3 separate regions of the Homo sapiens genome follow, and regions 2 and 3 are each linked to region 1. A link is a loop called in an ENCODE intact Hi-C map of the cell type or tissue named here. Cell type or tissue: CD4-positive, alpha-beta T cell. All regions are shown on one strand. Links, peaks and the distances in the headings refer to the core of each region. The heading gives the core; the rest is flanking DNA.

Region 1 (6,029 bases), core at 1,852-4,351:
TCCCACCAGCATATGTGTATGTATCACAATTACTCATCCTTCAGATCAGATTCAGTTTAAATGGCATTTCTTTGGGAAGCATTTCCTGATTCTCTACCTCCCAGGCTGGGTTGATTGCATGTATAGCACCTTCTACTGTAGTACCCTTTTCATGGCATTTACTTACCATAGCCTATTTGTTATTGCCCTCAAGCTCCATTAGGGCAAATTGTTTTTTCATTGTTTTAAAGTCAGCACCTAAATCTCCCTGGCCAAAAAAAAAAAAGAAAAAAAAAATTGGTACACTTTGAATTTGAATCAAAATAAATTTGTGGGTTTTTTTTTTCAACCTCAGAGAATTACTTTAATTCCAAATTGGGAATTCTTACTTAGTTCTGTTCTCATTCATTTATTCCTCTAGTATAAATAAGTAAACATACACAGACACACAAAGAAAACTTGTTTTACTGAATATAACACACATGAAGAAAACTGCACAAATCATCTTCACCAAATATTTATTAAGCAGGCCCTCTCACCTACTTAATCGTAGATAAGATCTTCACTGTCTTGATCCTATAATAGGAGAGTGAGACAATAAACAAATTAATAAATTAGACGGCTCAAATGCCAAATAGTTATTTGTATTGTGTGGATTTAAGATAGGATTATATGATAGTGACTGAGTTGCCACTTTAAATTGAGTAGATCTGGAAGACTTCTGAAGAAGAGGCCTTTAACCTGAGATCTTATTGTCGTAAGAAAAGCTTGTCAGAGGAAGAACATTCTAGTCTAGGTATCAGTTGGTAGAAAAGCCTTGTGGTAAAAGCAGCTTTGATACTGAAAGGAGGCCAGCATGGCTGAAGCATAGGGAGTAAGAGGAGAGTGGTTTGAGATAAAGTTGGAGAAATAGGCTGGGGAAGACTACCTAGGGTTAGGAGTTTGGATTTTATTCCAAGTGCAATGGGACACAATAAGGATATTTGTTTTAAAAAATGATTTTGGCTGCTGTGTGGATAATAGATTATAAGGGGGCACAAGTGAGAACAGGCAGACCAGCTAGAAGGCTATTATTTAAAGTGGACCAGGTGAGAGGCCATGGTGGCTTGGTCTTAGGTACTAACCTTAGAAATGGAGAGACACAGAAAAGTTAGAAAATGCTTTGGGGTACAGCTAACAAGATTTGCTTGAGAATATAAATGTGTGGGTCAGGGTTGAGTGAAAGAGGGGAATTAAGGATAGTTTCTAGAGTTTTTAATCTGGGCAACTGAGTGAATGAGGTGTCATTACTAAAAGAGAGGGGACTGGGAGAAAGGTAATGTTTTTATTTTTAAAGAGGACTGTAGATAAAAAATTCTGTTTTGGATATAAGTTTGAGATCTCTCAGACATTGATATGGAGAGTTCAAATAGACAAAGAGTGTACAAATAGGCATTCTTGGGAGCAATCAACTGAACAGAAAGGGTTGAAAATAGTCCACACCTGGATTTAAAGTCATGGAGTGGTTGGTATTCATCTGGCATTGGAATTCATCTAGCATGAATGCCACAATTCCCACCCCTTCTGTTTTCCTGGAAGATATCCCTCAGTATGGTACTCCTGCCTGCTAAAACTGATTTAGCGTCAGGGGCCCTTTCAATATAGTGCTTCAAGCAACCACAACCAGTCAACTACAGTAGGCTTCCAAGGTAAAACTTATTTGTCATCCTTGTCTAGGTCCTACTGACCTACTTATAAACTTCTCTGTAACTTACATAGATACATAGTTTCAGGTCATATGATTGGATTTCTTTTTGTTATTGTTAAGCTTTGATATTTTTATTATTTGCTCTTGTTTTTCTGATAACCAAAGTAATACTTTGCATTGCTATAAAGATATACCTGAGACTGGGTAGTCTATAAAGAAGAGAGGTTTTATTGGCTCACAGTTCCGTAGGCTTTACAGAAAGCATAGTGCTGGCATCTGCTTAGCTCCTGGGGAGGCCTCAGGAATCTTACAGTCATGGTGGAAGGTGAAGGCAGAGCAGGCATGTAGCGTGGTGAAAGAGAGAGAGAGAAAAAACAATGACTAAATCTGGAAATAAGTCACTATTGTGAAGACAGCACCAAGCCATGAGGGATCTGTCCCCATGATCCAAACACCTCCCACCAGGCCCCACCTCCAGCACTGGGGATTACAATTCAGCATGAGTTTTGGGCAGGCACACATATCTAAACTATATTAACATTCTTATTGTGAAAATTTTAAACATTACTGAAATGTATAACTTACCTATTAAAAGGTTCTCATAAGCCCACCCTTTGAAGGTAACAGAAAAGTTTCATGTATCTTAAAATTCAACAAATGTTTTAGTACCCACTCTGTGCCAGGCAAATAGCCTACCCTCATGGAGCTTACATTTTAATAGGGAGACAGTCAATAAAGCAAACGAACATGCAAATAGATAATGGACTGTCAGTTGGTGACAAATGCCATAGAGTAGGCTAAGATGCTATTTTAGAAGGGCTTGGAAAGTCTTCTGCATAGGGTAATATTGGAGCAGAGACTAAATGGTGGAGGAGAGGAATATGGGACTGTTCAGAGGAAGAATATCCCTGGTGAGGGAACTTCAAGTATAAACACACTGAGGCAGGAGCATGCCAGATACAAGGATGACAAGAAGGGCAGTGTAACTGGAGCGCAATGAGCAGGGCAGAGAGTGGTAGATACATGTTTATATATCTGCATCTCTAGAGTTCAGGGAGCAGGTTGGGGTGGAAGATAGAAATTTGGGTGTCATCAGATTATATATGTTGTTTAAAGCCATATTTAATAGACAGTTTATTCTGAGACCGAGTATTGATAGAGGAGGGGAGGCCTGAGAACTGAGCCCTGGGGTTGGTCAGGAGGCAGGTGCAACCAAGAAGAGTAAAGTGGAATGACCAGCGAGGTGGGAAGAAAGATACAACCATATGTTGTTTTAGAAGCCTTGTAAAGAAACCTGTTAAACAGGAAGGACTAATCAACTCTGCTAAATGCTGCTGGGACTAAGAAGAGTGATGAGAATGAAAGCCTGATCAGACAGAGTAGCTTCGAGAGAGAATGGGAGGGGAGGAAATGGAGATAGCAACTAAGTCAACTCCTTTTCAAAGCCTTTTGCTGTAAAGGGGAGCAGTGTGATTGCCTGGCAGCACAGAGGGCCCACTTTGAGGTTTGTGGTCATGAATTTAAAGTGCAAACAACCAGAATAGTTGTGTTTTTCTTCAGTCTTGTTCAGCTACTTGGTAAGAGGTATGGAATAGACAGAGAGTTAGATTTAACAGGTTTGGGGTTTTGTCAGGTGAGTACTGACAGTGAGAAAGGGGCAAGGCAGGGATTAGAGTGGTGAGAAATTAAGATATAAAGGTAATTGATGCATGCTTTAAAAAAAAGTGTTAGGTTCAGTGGTCTAATCCACTTAGTGGCCTAAGATAGGGTCAATCTAATCCACTGAGCCTATCTTCCCTGTTTGGGAAGAAGTATTAAGAATGGAGGTATTAGGGGAATTGATCCAGAAATAGAAAGGGTTGTTCAGATTATGAGATGCTTGGAATTGAGATCTTAAGGCTTAAGGTGTGATTATAGGGGCAGAAGATAAGCTTAGCATATAGAGACCTGATGATGGGTGGATTGCCCACATGGATAATTTAAATCAAGAATAATGAAAAGAGTAGAGGTGGAAAGATAATAAGCCCATTACCAAATTTTTCAGTGACTGAAGGGGGGCAATCAGGAATTGTAACCCTGGTAATCAAGATGGGTAGAGGGTGTAATGATCTAATGGCACGGGCCTTAAGGAAACTGTGCTGTAGGGAAGAAGTAGTAGGAACTGTGATAAATAGTGGTAGTGACAAGCAAGAAGGACATCTGCCTCACCACAAGCCCCAACAGTACTGGAGTGTAGGAGAGAAAACGGCGCTTCTTAATAGTGCTCTAGGGAAGACAGTGCCCTCCATTGGTCAGTTTTCAGGTAGAGCATGAACATGCTATGTGGCTATTTAGAGAAGAGGCTGAGGATTTAATGAAATTGCATATTTAAAAGTAGTTTTTTTAATTATGGGAATAATTATGTTGACAAAGAAACTTGGTAAAATATAGAAAAAGATAAGGAAAAATTACCATAAGAGACCCATGTTAATATTTTTGTGGGTTTTCTTTTGGATTTTTTCTTTTATTCTGAGATTATTTTATTTTATTTTTCATAATATTTTTGTTTGTATTATGCATATGACATATTCTTTGTAAGAAAATTTTTAATAGTTTTCTGATTATAAAATATGATCATGGTAGAAAATTTTGAAAATAGTGGAAAGCATATGAAGTAAAGAAAAACTAGGATCACAACACGCAGAGGTCACATAACCACTGTTAGCAGTATTTCTTTACAATCATTTTTAGGCACATTTTTAAAAAAATTATTGAACTTCTACTATATGTAGATTATTAAGCTTGGTCAGCATCAGAGAGCATTCACAGGTTTCAGATGAAAGGTAATAGTATAGTCATTATTTTAAGTCAATATTAAGTTTTGGATGACTAAGTTGTCAGCAAAGGCTTAGATTCAATGGTAATAAATGACAACAAGGTACAGAGCAACACATAAGAAAAATTCTTGTAAAAGGTCTGTGTCTAAACTACGCATTTATCTTTACATGTATGAGGGAGAAACTATATATAGAGAGTGTGTGTGTGTGTGTGTGTGCGTGCCTGTACACACCAGATCCCAATTAGCATTCATATATATAGAGAATATATTTCCCAGAATGTTAATTGGCTCTCTCTGGGTAGTGTAATTTTAAAATTACATCTCTTGCCTAATTTCTCTATGGTAACATTTTTGACTTAGACTTTAAAAAAGCATAAGTTTTTTAATGAAAGTCAGTTAAAAAGTAGCTCCAAAGTACAAAATAAAGAAATTCTAGTTCAGCATTTTTTTCATTTAAAAAAGAAAACAAACTGAATTTATTTAAATGTACACCTGATAAAGAACTATTTGCAAGGAGATCACTCTGAGATGTTTTTCAAATTGGTAAAAATTTGCCTGATTTTAGGAAATAGTGAAAACTCTTAAAAAATCAACTAAATAGAGTATAAAGAAGTATTTTTCCCTACCATTAATTTTTATATATTCAGTATTTGCAGTTCATCAATAGCAAGAGAAATAGTGGCACTTCTTTTAAATTCTCTGGGTCTACTGCTGCTCAGTTGAAAACGTGCCATGGAAATATATGTCTATCCCTTCTAGCTTGCCCAGCGTTCCATTTTCACTTCCACAGTGAAAGTTATTTCTTAGAAAAAGACAGGTTTTTTTTTTTCAACATTTTCTACACAGACAAAGGGTGATAATAAATTTTGGGGTAAAACTGAGTTGTATTGTGATGAATTTTGTTTTGCAATGAAAAACAGGAGAATGAATATAATGTAAGAGTGTGATTTTTTATTTTCTGAAAATATGATTCCTATAAGAGCTTTCAGAGTAGTTCTGCTCCTTTTTTCCCTAAGGTGAGTTGGGATAGAAGATGAATTCATAACTTAGAATGCAGAAATCTGAACAATTAGTTGTAGCTTTGAATCTCACTGCAGTTTAGAGACGAGGCAATTTACATAGATCTGTAGCTTGATTTTTTTTTATTCACTTAAATGAAAGGGTTACCTATGCATGATGGATAATTATAAAACTAAGCAGGATATAGAAATATACTTTGTTACTGGTGTGATATTTCTGAAGCCTTGCTAGATTTTTTTAAAAAAATCAATTTTCTGCAACTCACCAGTTACCATCTTGTGGTGCTTTGTACTTTTATATACATATATATATACATACCACAAAATCATTTGTAAGTACAAAGAAAAGCTTTTTAACCAAAAACAAGTCTTTTTGTTAGGTCTAAAATTTTAAAATAGCAGCTTAATTTTAGAGGAAACAAATTTTTAGAGGCAAACTGAGGTACAGACTTTAGAAATGATAAATAATGGTCTGTATAAAATAGAATGTATACTAATGGAAACAAAATTATAAACTTGAAATTCT
Region 2 (6,029 bases), core at 1,711-4,210, 79 kb after region 1:
GTGGAATGCCAGGAATATGTTCACTCTGTGCCAAGCTACCAGGATCGGTCCTGGCCCTGCTGAGGGGTTTTGTTATTATTATTGGGTGATGAGAGGCAAACTTAGCCAACAAATACTTATTACAGATCATCTACTATGTACCAGGTATTATGCTAGTCACAGGTTTAAAATGACAGGCAAAACACAGCTCTGGCTCTCATGGATTGTGCAGTCTTGCTCATGTCTCATACAGCAGAGAAAGGCTCTGCAGTCATGGCACTGGTTCTTACTATGATTAATCATGGACAAGTCAAGTAACATTCCCAATCCTTGGGAGGAACCCTTCTACAAAATGGGTATAATAACTGTAAACATAAAAATGTGGTTTTTAAGGGTTAAATGACACAAAGTATGCAGAGTGCCTAGTAGTGCCTTGCACATGGAAAAGTCTTAGTGTTAGGAATTTGATGATATAATAATGATAATGTTTTAATAATGAAGATGTTCTAAAATGCTGTGTCCTGCTTTAATCCAACTGCTTTCCTTATTGGAGTAAGCTCAAAAATATTACTAAATACTTGAAACTACATTTATGATTTCATTCTGACAAGTTCAACTGTTTACATTCTAAAAAGGATTTTTCACATCTCAGATCAAACTATGAAATATTAGTATTATTCCATAAAAAAGCTTCAAGGTAAAACTGTTAAAAAAATTATATATGCAATAATACATACTTTAAATGAGTCTTAAATACTTTAAGAGTCATGGGAATACAGTCATGGAAGGAAATAAGTTCTTCATTCAAAAAGAAAGTGACAGACCACTTAAGAAAGAATTGAGATGCAAGTCACATATAAACACTAAAGCATTTTGTGTAGCAGTGTCTTTGAATTGTCTAATTTGAGAGATTAAAGAAAACCTCACACAAGCACTGCTCTCCAGGACCCTGATTTATAAACTGTAACCACTCCTGTAGCTGTGGTGCAAACTTCTTCAGTGAATCCTGGAACATTATGCAAACAATTTCACCATATGTCAATACCTCAAAGAACAAAAGAACCAGTTCTTTGTGTTTCACAATCGAAGGGCTTACCAGTGAACTATACTAGAGCAAAGTCACACAGTGATGAGAACTGAGATTGCAGAAGCCTAAGTATTGAACCATCCTATAATATTCATATAAGCCTTTGTGCTGTGATCATTTTTCCTCCAAAACATTATTGCTGCAAATCTAAATTTAAAGACTAAAAAAACAGCTGTTTTGTAAGAAACAGTAGGTAAACACAGGCCTTTTTAAATTTTAACCTGGAGTAACCTATAGAGAAAGCAGTTTACCTAACTTATATTGGATTATGTTTTATCTAGGACAAAACCCAAAAAAACTCAAAACATCCACTCATTAGGCATAAGGCACAATCTAGTTAGAAGATGCTCAAGAAAGACAATAGTAGGTAGTAGTAATTATTATTAAATATGCTATAGACTCTAAGCATTATAAGGATTCAGCATTTCCCCCACTAAGAGGGCATCTGAAGGCATCTTCTGAAAATACAAGGCGTAAGCTAGACCTTGAAAGACAGTTAAGATTTAAGACTGGAGAAGCCGAACATGGGGAAAGAATGAGATACTATGAACAAAGTAACAGAGGCGGGAAGTCTTGGGCAATATTTAAAATGGCATTAAGCCATTACCCAGAAATAGCTAACTGTGCCTGACTTCTCTCTAAACATATATCTAATTCCTGACATCTTATTTAGTGCCAATTCCTGTAAATTCTGCTGTATATTTTATGTAGCTGACTACTCATTTCTTTCCCTACAACCATGGTTTGAGCCCTCAATATCACTTGCCTGAATAACCTTAACAGTCTCCTAACTCATCTCATAGCCATCAATATTTCTTTCCTTTTAGAAGCATAGATGCTTTGTAAAACTCCATTTTAGATTTCAATGCTTTTGTTATTTTGTATAACAAATAAAAATATTTTCTGTGGTATTAAAGCTAAAAAAATCTGTTAAGAAAAATTAAACTTGCTAAGAACTCTATTAAGCCCTGCAAGTATCATGTATTTATATCCTAAATTAAATCAGTTAAATCTGTGAAGTGAAAGAAAGCCAAGCCAGCAAAACTGTCAAAAACTGTACCACAAAACCACATAATCAAGAGTGACTAGTTTTCTCTTCTATACAGAATACTGTTCTTGGGGATGGGTTTTGTTTGTTGTTGTTTTTATCCCCACATACAATTTGCATGCCATTGATGTAACATTGATTTTTGATGACACTAAGGAAGAGTATGCACATGGCCACACACTAGGTACATAAAGTTGAATGACTACGTAGACAGAAGAGCTACAAGATTTATTCTCACACATAAATGAGAGCCACTTGTAAATTAAATTTTAAAATGACAATTTACAGCATATAATTTCAAAGACAAGATCGAACTCCAGGGTGGAAGGCAGGGGGTTGGGGGAAAAAATAAATAAGAAATTCAACTCAGCAAGTACTTGTGACATATTCATTATATGCATGGCACTGTGATAGAATGCAATGGCAGATAGGAAAATGAGTAAATCAAAGAGTTTATAATATGATAAAGTCATAAACATATATAACATGGCTTGGCTGTGTCCCCAACCAAATCTCATCTTGAATTGTAGTTCCTATAATCCCCACATGTTGTGGGAGGGACCCGGTAGTGGGGGAGGTGAGGGGGGGAGCAGTTACCTCCATGCTGTTCTCGTGATAGTGAGTTCTCACAAGATCTGATGGTTTCATAAAGGGATTTCCCCCGTTTACTCTGCGCATCTCTTTGCTGCTGTCATGTGAAGAAGGATGTGTTTGCTTCCCCTACAGACATAATTGTAAGTGTTCTGAGGCCTCCCCAGCCATGCTGAACTGTGATTCAATTAAACTCCACAGTTTATTGACCTCAAAGTCAATTTGACCTCAAAATTGAGTCACAATTGACCTCAAAGTCAATTTCCCAGTCTTGGGTATGTCTTTATTAGAAGCATGAGAATGGACTAATACAACATACAAGTAACTGAACATTCTATATAGGATGGGGATTAATTTACCAAAATTGTTTTAATAGAAGAATGGCACAATTATATTTACGATTTAAAAAGAAAACTATGAAGTAGGAAAAAAATGATGGTAAGGTGGCTATTTAAAAAAATAATGATTAGAACCAGTAATAAGTGGAAACAGAAAGGAAGAAAAAAAATTAAATATGCTCATGACTTAGCAGGTAGTCAAAAACTGTTCCTAAGTGACTAAAAGAATAGAAAGAGCTTAGATTATTTTCTTCTAAGACCACGGAAGGATATAGAACTCTAGATGATAAAATCTAGCTTAATACAAAGAACACTAAAACTAGGTGTTCTTTGTATTAAGCTAGGGTTTTTCATGACTACATTAGTCCCTGGACAACAATGAAACCAATTAATGCTTCTGAAAAGTAACGATAAGAATCACTACAAGGTCGACAATGCTGACTATCACAATGAATGTTGTGGTATTAAAAAAAAGAGAGGAAATGAGTTGTTACTTTCTGAAAGTAATATACATTTTTCCAAACTAGAAATGCATTATATAAACAGATGAACATATGGCAATACTCAAGGTCACTCATGCAATAGCAAGAGAAAGTGGAAACATTTCACAATGATAGGAAATTATACAACCTTTTCTCTGAAGTCAGCCACAACTGATAATGCAGTTTTTATCTGAAATCATTGCTACCTGGTTTCATGGAACTGTCTCATTTATCTGCCTTTTAAAATGTTTTAAAACCATTTCAGTCACCAAATTTCTACAAGAGAACTAATATATTCTATCACACAAATGATTAAGAAAGATAATAAAATTCTATACAAAGAAGTATTTCAGAATTTGTAATTTTTTCTAATATTTGTTTGGCCTATAAGATCAAGTAAATATACACATACTAAGTGTTGAATAAAAAGACTGAAATGTGCCAAAATTGGTAACTGTGGATATCTCTAGGTGGTGGTACTATGGATGCTTTTTTATTTTCTTTTTATACTCAATATATCTTCCTAATTTTCTGTGAGCATAGAAATCATTTATTATCAAGGAAAATGGTTCTTCTAAAGCAGGAACAATGCTAAATGGAAGCAATTCTGATTCTGTATGTCTAAGCTAACTGCTTCTGCAGAAATGTTAAACTCAAGAATTCAAGAAAAGGACTTTGGCCGGGCGCGGTGGCTCATGCCTGTAATCCCAGCACTTTGGGAGGCCTAGGCAGGCAGATCACGAGGTCAGGAGATTGAGACCATCCTGGCTAACACAGTGAAACCCCGTCTCTACTAAAAATATGAAAAAAATTTGCTGGGTGTGGTGGTGGGCGCCTGTAGTCCCAGCTACTCGGGAGGCTGAGGCAGGAGAATGGCATGAACCCGGGAGGTGGAGCTTGCAGTGAGCTGAGATCGCGCCATTGCACTCCAGCCTGGGCGACAGAGCAAGACTCCGTCCCCCCCGAAAAAAACAAAAAAACAGAAACAAAAACAAAAACCAAAAAAAAAAAACAAAGAAAAGTGCTTTATTCTCCTATCTTCTGTGTATTGAGAAAAATCTCGGATTTATTAAGAGTGATCCTCAATTTATTAAGCAAATTTTCATTACCAGGACATCTAAACACAACCAACATGCCTGGCTTTAGACATACAAATAGGCTTTTCTTTCATTAGAAAAATCTGCAAAATGTTAAACAAATACAAGTGTTAGAAATATGTTAGGAATTTAAAAACATGATTTTAAAGTATATGTGTTTATAACTATTATTTTAATGTGAAAAATCCTAAAATTTATTGAATGAAAATTTGAGTACCTAAAGTATCTCAGTCAAGATAATCTTTGCTAAATGTTGGAAAAGAGGCTGGCTTTTTGGCTTCCAAATCTATATTAGACCTTATCTAGTTTAGTAATTTTCATACATCTTACTGGCACTTAGTGTACATTTAGTTCTTTTTTTCTAAATGAACTACTCTTAAGTAAAACATCAATAGAGTTAAAGATAATGATTGGGCTCCCTGAGGATCTAAATCTCTGTTATTTAGTGTTATGTCATTACTTCATTGTCTGCAGAATCCCTAAAGCATCTTCATACATCATGGTGTGGTTTGAAAACCAACATTCTCATCCAGTCTCCCTCCCAATCCTCACCACATACCCTTACAGTAAAGTAATCTGAGATCCAGAGAAGATGACGCCTTAGTTACTGCCTAGGCAAGAAGTAAAACAAGGGCTTTTAAGTTGAAGTTCAATTCTAAATCTTTTCCATTATATTTTTCCTCTACCAATTCTACCCAATATGTAGTCTATTCTTATTCAACATAGATATATTCTAAGCCTCGTGTTAACTGACTCCCTAGACAGCCAAGGTTTCTTTGGTATTTATGTATGCACATATTTGTATGTGTGTGTGTGTTACTGCAATACCTTACAGATTCCCTAAAGTGCTTCCAAGACTCTCTCTTTTAACTACACTTCTCTCTCTGTTAGGAATGCCTTCTGCCCTCTTGCCTATCTAGCTAACTTCGTATAATTCATTTTTTTAACCACTTTACTGCATTATCATCACATAACAATAACTCTTCCAAGCATATGATTCAATGCTTTTTAGTAAATTACCACGCTGTGCAACCACTGCCATACTTAGTTTTAGAACATTTTTCATCACCCAACTAAGACCCCTTATGTCCATTCACAGTCAATCCCTGTAATGCCCAGCCCCAAACAACCATTAATTACTTTCTGTCTCTACAGATTTGCCTTTTGGGGACACTTCATGTAAACAGAATCAAATAATACATGATCTTCTATGTCTGGCTTCTTTCATTTAACATACATGTATTTAATACCTACCCCATGACTTTAACTCTTCCCAAGACATTAGTAGAGACTTCAAGGCAACATCCATACCCTCAAGAGTCTAGGAGTAAGATAAACCTAATCATACTCTTCCACATAATCAATTCTATGATTAATCTATGGTCCTGAAAGCACAGAAAGACTGGC
Region 3 (6,029 bases), core at 1,711-4,210, 70 kb after region 1:
AATTAAATGAAAAATTCAGTTCCTCAGTCACATTAGCCACATTTCAAATGCTCCTTAGTCACAAGTGGGTAGGGGGTACTGTATTAGACACTGCCTCTCTAAGTAAAAAAGGATTAGTACTATCATTATACATCTGAAGAAAATAAGGCTCAGAGATGGAAGTAACTTGCCCAAGAGCACTCAACTAGAGGCAGACTCAGGACTCAAACCCATGCCTTTTTTTTTTTTTTCTCACTCTGTTACCCAGGCTGGAGTGCAGTGGCGTGATCTCAGCTCACTGCAACCTCTGCCTCCCAGATTCAAGCGATTCTCGTGCCTCAACCTCCCAAGTAGCTGAGATTAAAGGCACGTGCCACCACACCCAGCTAATTTTTCCATTTTTAGTAGAGACGTGGTTTCACCATGTTGGCCAGGCTGGTTTTGAACTCCTGGCCTCAAACAATCCACCTGCCTCAGCCTCCCAAAGTGCTGGGACTACAGGCATGAACAACCGCACCCGGCCTCACACCCATGTTTTCAGAATCCCAACGCATTAATTCATTCCACAAACACTGAGTGTCTGTTAGATGCCAACCACTGTTCTCAGTGTTGAATCCACAAAATATATTGCTATTTCTACTCTATTATACTGCTTATCATTTCGTAAGAATAAAAATGCTTAATGTTCACACTGTTAATGAGAGCTCATTTTCAACCATCTTTAGAACTCAGGTCATTTAAGTAGAATGTATTGAATTGTTCAAGGAAATAAAACACATGTATGCATTCTCAGAATAATAACTTACTTGATTAGATTTTCCAAAGACTGCTCCTTTACTTTGATGTCTGTAGGAAGTAAAAATAGTTCTTTTAATTTAATTAAAAGCTTTATCCAAAACCCTATGTGTAAACCTCAGTTAAGAGTCACCTAAATTTTGGGGAAACACTCTTCCCTCACATTTTAATTAGCCACTTTCTTACAGTAACATAGAGAAGAATGGAAGCTTGTGGTTGTGCCACTAGTTAGAAAACAAACATGAACTTGGCCCTGAGACCATCCTGCTAACATCTAATTTCCTTTTGGAAAAGAAGACAAGGGAAAGAATTAGATAAACATTGGCATATACACTACTAACAGCTAATCACAATCTTTGTTTTCATTTCTACCAGCTAGTAACTGCACAGACCCATCTGAAAGCCCTTTGATAGATGTAATGTAAGTAGAAAAAAATCTTTTCCACATTTAAAAAAGTCTTTTGCTTTCTGACGAATGTTAACACATGCCATAATTTTGAATAAATACTTTAATTCTAAGTATTCATGCTTTTAACAGGGATTTGAGCATGGACTGTGTGTCAGACGCTGCGTCAGAGACTGGGATACCACAGGGACCTGACCAGATATAAACTCTGCTCTCTAGAAGCTTGACAGTCCAAGCATCACAAATATTTGATTCGGTATACTTTTTAATCACTCATGCTCAACTGAACTATTTGGTAAAAGGTAAAAAAGCAGAATCACTCTACATCCTCAAAGGAACTCAGTATACAACAGCAACAGCAACAGCTGCTTCCTGCTTTACATGCTGAAAACAAATGGTTCAGCCAAAGTTTGTTTTTGCAAAAATAAACATAGTGCAACTGAGGAGTCTTTAATAGACTTATGCAGATTTCCTAAGTGATTATAGAAGTGTTTCTTATAAAGGATATCAAAGAGTTTGCTTGGAAATTATAGCAGAGTTAATATTAAATACATATTTTTAAATGTTCTTGGAACCAGCATTGAAAGCCTTTTTCAGGTTTGAAATATCATTATTTATTTAATATTTCTACTTGTCTGTCACATTATGGAGAAAAAAACGAATGCCTGTTATTAAGAATGTGGCCTCCCTATAATCAATGGTGTTAGTCAACTTTCAGATTTCCTTTAAATTACGTTTCTAAGATTTTAAAAATTTTAACCCGTTTATTAATTCATTCACTCTGAGCTTCTGAAATGTTGTGATGAGATTTTTCATATTTTCAGTTGTCTTTACTTTTCAAATATGCTCTATAGAATCTGATTTTTAAAAGGAAGAGGGTTGAGGAGAATTTTTAGACGCAAATCCTTTTTAATCAAGGAGTGCATTCGTGACTTCGTCTCAAGCCAGACCCCGCATTACTTTTCCCTTGTCTTCACACAGTCCATAATTATTCCTCTCTATTTCTACTTGCTAGAATGTAAGGTTCTCTGATTCATCTTAGTACCAGGACCTAGCATAATGTGAAGTACCCAGAAGACACTCCATAAATGTCTACTGAATAAATTTACTCAAGTGACTCTCCTACCACTCAGTCACCAGCCCATATTAAACTATCCACTCTCTGGGCAACGTAAGTCCTAACTCCTTCATAAAGTCTTTGTTGACTTCTCCTCAAATGCTTTTTGTTCTTGGAAAGATCTACACAATTAATGCTATCTTTTATTAACCTCTAATTATATCATATATATTGGTCTTGTCTTTCTAAGTAAATTTTAAATTCTCTGTGTTTTCCTGCCATGGTTTATCCTCACTAATCCCTATGGAACTTAACCCACAGCAGGCATTGAATAAATACATACTAATTTAAATAATGAGAATGCCAGATGATAAAACGATGAGAACTATGGTTTGAGGATTTGAAATCATGACATCCTATACTTCACACTCTGTTCCTTCCTGCTTTTGTTAATGGAGCAAGGAAGATACATTGTTTAACCTTGTTTGTCTTTTCCCAGGAAAGCTAAGAAAAGGGGCAGCTCTTAGAAGGACAACTCAAGAGCCACATTTCTAGTTTGTCCTTCCTGCCTCTCCATACAATAGAATTTTTGTTCTTTAAACTTTCACGTGCACAACACATTAGTTCCAAACTAGATTTCAAAGCTTTGAGAGCAGGACCCACGTCTACACTTCCTTAGTATTCCAAAAGAAACTAACTCTACATGGGGCATAGGGTAAGCACTCAATAAATACCTGTACACTGATCTTCTATCTGCCTTTCCAAAGCTTCTGAAAAGATAAGTGCTGCTTCCTCTCCTTCCTATCTTTTTTTTTTGCTTTTGAGAAGGAGTCTCGCTCTGTGGTCCAGGCTGGAGTGCAGTGGTGCAATCTCAGCTCAATGCAAGCTCCGCCTCCTGGGTTCACACCATTCTCTTGTCTCAGCCTCCCGAGTAGCTGAGATTACAGGCACCTGCCACCACGCCCGGCTAATTTTTTGTATTTTTAGTAGAGATGGGGTTTCACCGTGTTAGTCAAGATGGTCTCGATCTTCTGACCTCGTGATCCACCCGCCTCAGCCTCCCAAAGTGCTGGGATTACAGGCGTGAGCCACCGCACCCGGCCTTTCCTGTCATTTTTAATGGATATATGGGGAGGTTATCAGGTAGCCTGCCTCTCAGATTCTTCCTTCCCTGTTCTGTTTTAGAACCTTTCAGTACTGTTATAAAACATATATTCTAGTATCTGAGCTCCAATGAATCCCCATTTTTCATCCCTCAGATACATCTACTTCTTTAGCAAAAGTCCTTTTAAAAATTATCCTTCGCCCGTCATCTACTTTGACCTTCTACCCACAGCTGGCCTTAACTGGATCTAACTTTGGGATAACAAGATGGATATATCTGATGGCATAGTCCACACCAACTCACAAGTCTTACAGTGTCCTTGTTAGTAAGGACTATAAAAAAAGTAAGACCAGTCTCTTTTTACAAGGAAAATTCAAAGACAAAATTATAAAGATAATTAATGATGAATGAAGCACTAAATCACACTGGCAATAAACTAAAATAAGAAAACATCATACTAGCTGATTGCAAATATTGGCATAAGACCAAAGAAAATGTGTTAGAGAAGCGTTTATGGCCTAATCTAGATCTATAATTAATTAGATGCCAAGAATAAAAGGGGGGCCGGGTGCAGTGGCTCAAGCCCATCATCCCAGCACTTTGGGAGGTTGAGACGGGCAGATCACTTGAGGCCAGGGGTTTGAGACCAGCCTGGTTAACATGGCAAAACCCCATCTCTACTAAAAACACAAAAATTAAACAAGCATGGTAGCAGACTTCTGTAATCCCAGCCTCAGGAGGCTGAGGCAGGAGAATTGCTTGAACCTGGTAGGCAGAGGTTGCAGTGAGCCGAGACTGCACTACTGCACTCCAGCCTGGATGACAGGGTAAACCTTATCTTAAAAAAAAAAAAAAAAAGGAATTAAAAGGAGTGTATTCTGGCTGCAATTGACTGAACTAGCAAGAGTTAAAGATTTTCTGTGCCAATGGGTCATAAGACCAAGTCTGAGAATATAGACTAAATAAAACTTCCATTAACTTCCATAAATATTTATTTAGTGCCTACACTGTGCTAGACTTCTAGACATTAGGAAGAGAATAATGAGCAAGATAAAGTCTCTGCTCTTATGAAGCAGTGAAGAAATCAAGTTAATAAGGTAATTCATATGGCTGGTAAGACTATGAAGAAAGTAGTGTAAGGTTATAACACATCACTGAAGGGATTCAGGGTGCAGCACATGAGATTAAATAAAATTTCACTCAAGATCAGGAGCCAGCAAACTTCTGAAAGGGGGCAGGCAGCAAATATTTTAGGTTTTGAGGACCATATGGTCTCTGTCACAGCTACTCATCACTGCTGTTGTGGCATGAAAGTAGCCATAGATAATATATAAATGAAGGTGCACGGCCATGTTCCAATAAAGCCTTATTTACAAAACATTAGGCCAGATGTGATCCATGGGTACTTGTTTGCTAATCCCTGCTGTAGATATTAATTTCTATCCTAAGAAATGCCAATCATTAGTAAAAATGTATTATAATCTTTTCTATTAAGACATACAGCCAGGCACCGTGGTTCACTCATCTAAGCCCAGCACTTTGGGGGGCCAAGGTAGGTGGATCGCTGGAGCCCAGAAATTCGAGACCAGCCTGGGCAACATGGCGAAACTCCATCTTTACAAAACATACAAAAATTGGCTAGGTGTGGTGGCGTATGCCTGTGGTTCCAGCTACCTAGAAGGCTGAGGTGGGAGGATCACTTGGGCATGGGAGGTTGAGACTGCAGTATGCTGAGATTGTGACACTGCACTCCAGCCTGGGAGACAGAGCGAGACCTTGTCTCTTAAACAAACAAACAAACAAAAAATTTATTTTGTTGCTTAAAATTAAATATTGTTAAATAATAGAGATTGGCTATATTATGCAAATAGCTTAAAAATTTTTGGCAAATTGGCCAGGTGCAGTAGCTCATACCTGTAATCCCAGCACTTTGGGGGGCAGAGGCGGGCAGATCTTAAGGTCAGGAGTTCGAGACCAGTTTGGCCAATATGGCGAAACCCCATCTTTACTAAAAATACAAAAATTAGCCGGGTGTGGTGTCAGGCACCTGTAATCCCAGTTACTCGGAAGTCTGAGGCAGGAGAATCGCTTGAACCTGGGAGGTGGAGGTTGCAGTGAGCCAAGATCACGCCACTGCAATCCAGCCTGGGCAACAAGAGCAAGGCTCCGTCTCAAAAAAATAAAAATAAAATAAAAGGCCGAGTGCAGTGGCTCACGCTTGTAATCCCAGCACTTTAGGAGGCCGAGGCGGGTGGATCATGAGGTCAGGAGATGGAGACCACCCTGGCTAACATGGTGAAACCCCATCTCTACTAAAAAAAATACAAAAAATTAGCCGGGCGTGGTGGCATGAACCTGTAGTCCTAACTACCCAGGGAGCCAAGGCAGGAGAATTGCCTGAATCCAGGAGGCAGAGGTTGCAGTGAGCCGAGACTGCACCACTGCACTCCAGCCTGGGCAACAGATTGAGACTCTGTCTTGAAAAAAAAAAAGTGGCAAACAGAAATCTTGTCTTATATTCTGAATATCTGTATTTAATATACAGAGGCCAAAATCATGGGCTTATTCTCTGCCCTGATCTTGTGCTATGTGATAGACATTTTGGTGAGTGACTTCACACACAGTTTCAGTAACACAGTACAATTCAAAGTATGATCTCAGGACCAATGCCAGTATGTGAGCTTTGT

What was found. Hi-C counts contacts between places; a loop is a spot of excess contacts. Peaks named below come from ENCODE experiments on the same cell type or tissue, not always from the same donor. Only the 100,000 strongest peaks of a DNase experiment are listed, where the experiment ranks them.
Region 2: a loop joins it to region 1, with 2.2 times the contacts of the local background. A loop is called at or near these places in 3 of 110 quality-filtered maps.
Region 3: a loop joins it to region 1, with 2.7 times the contacts of the local background. A loop is called at or near these places in 4 of 110 quality-filtered maps.

What each region holds. Positions count from the first base shown.
Region 1 is chr1:100,924,415-100,930,443 of GRCh38, forward strand. The region is part of intron 8 of SLC30A7 (solute carrier family 30 member 7); the gene reads left to right. Among named protein-coding and RNA genes, the nearest start is that of SLC30A7, 31 kb to the left of the region's middle. In CD4-positive, alpha-beta T cell, for the core only: no CTCF peak of the experiment used is centred there; DNase peaks (open chromatin) are centred at 3,117 and 3,927; H3K4me3 peaks cover 1,300 bases; H3K27ac peaks cover 2,500 bases.
Region 2 is chr1:101,003,230-101,009,258 of GRCh38, forward strand. All of the region lies in intron 4 of DPH5 (diphthamide biosynthesis 5), which reads right to left. Among named protein-coding and RNA genes, the nearest start is that of DPH5, 20 kb to the right of the region's middle. In CD4-positive, alpha-beta T cell, for the core only: no CTCF peak of the experiment used is centred there; DNase peaks (open chromatin) are centred at 2,182 and 2,762.
Region 3 is chr1:100,994,325-101,000,353 of GRCh38, forward strand. DPH5 (diphthamide biosynthesis 5) reads right to left here. Exons shown (of 8, transcript NM_015958.3): 6 at 786-825. It also overlaps a transcript of SLC30A7 not described here. Among named protein-coding and RNA genes, the nearest start is that of DPH5, 28 kb to the right of the region's middle. In CD4-positive, alpha-beta T cell, for the core only: no CTCF peak of the experiment used is centred there; no DNase peak of the experiment used is centred there.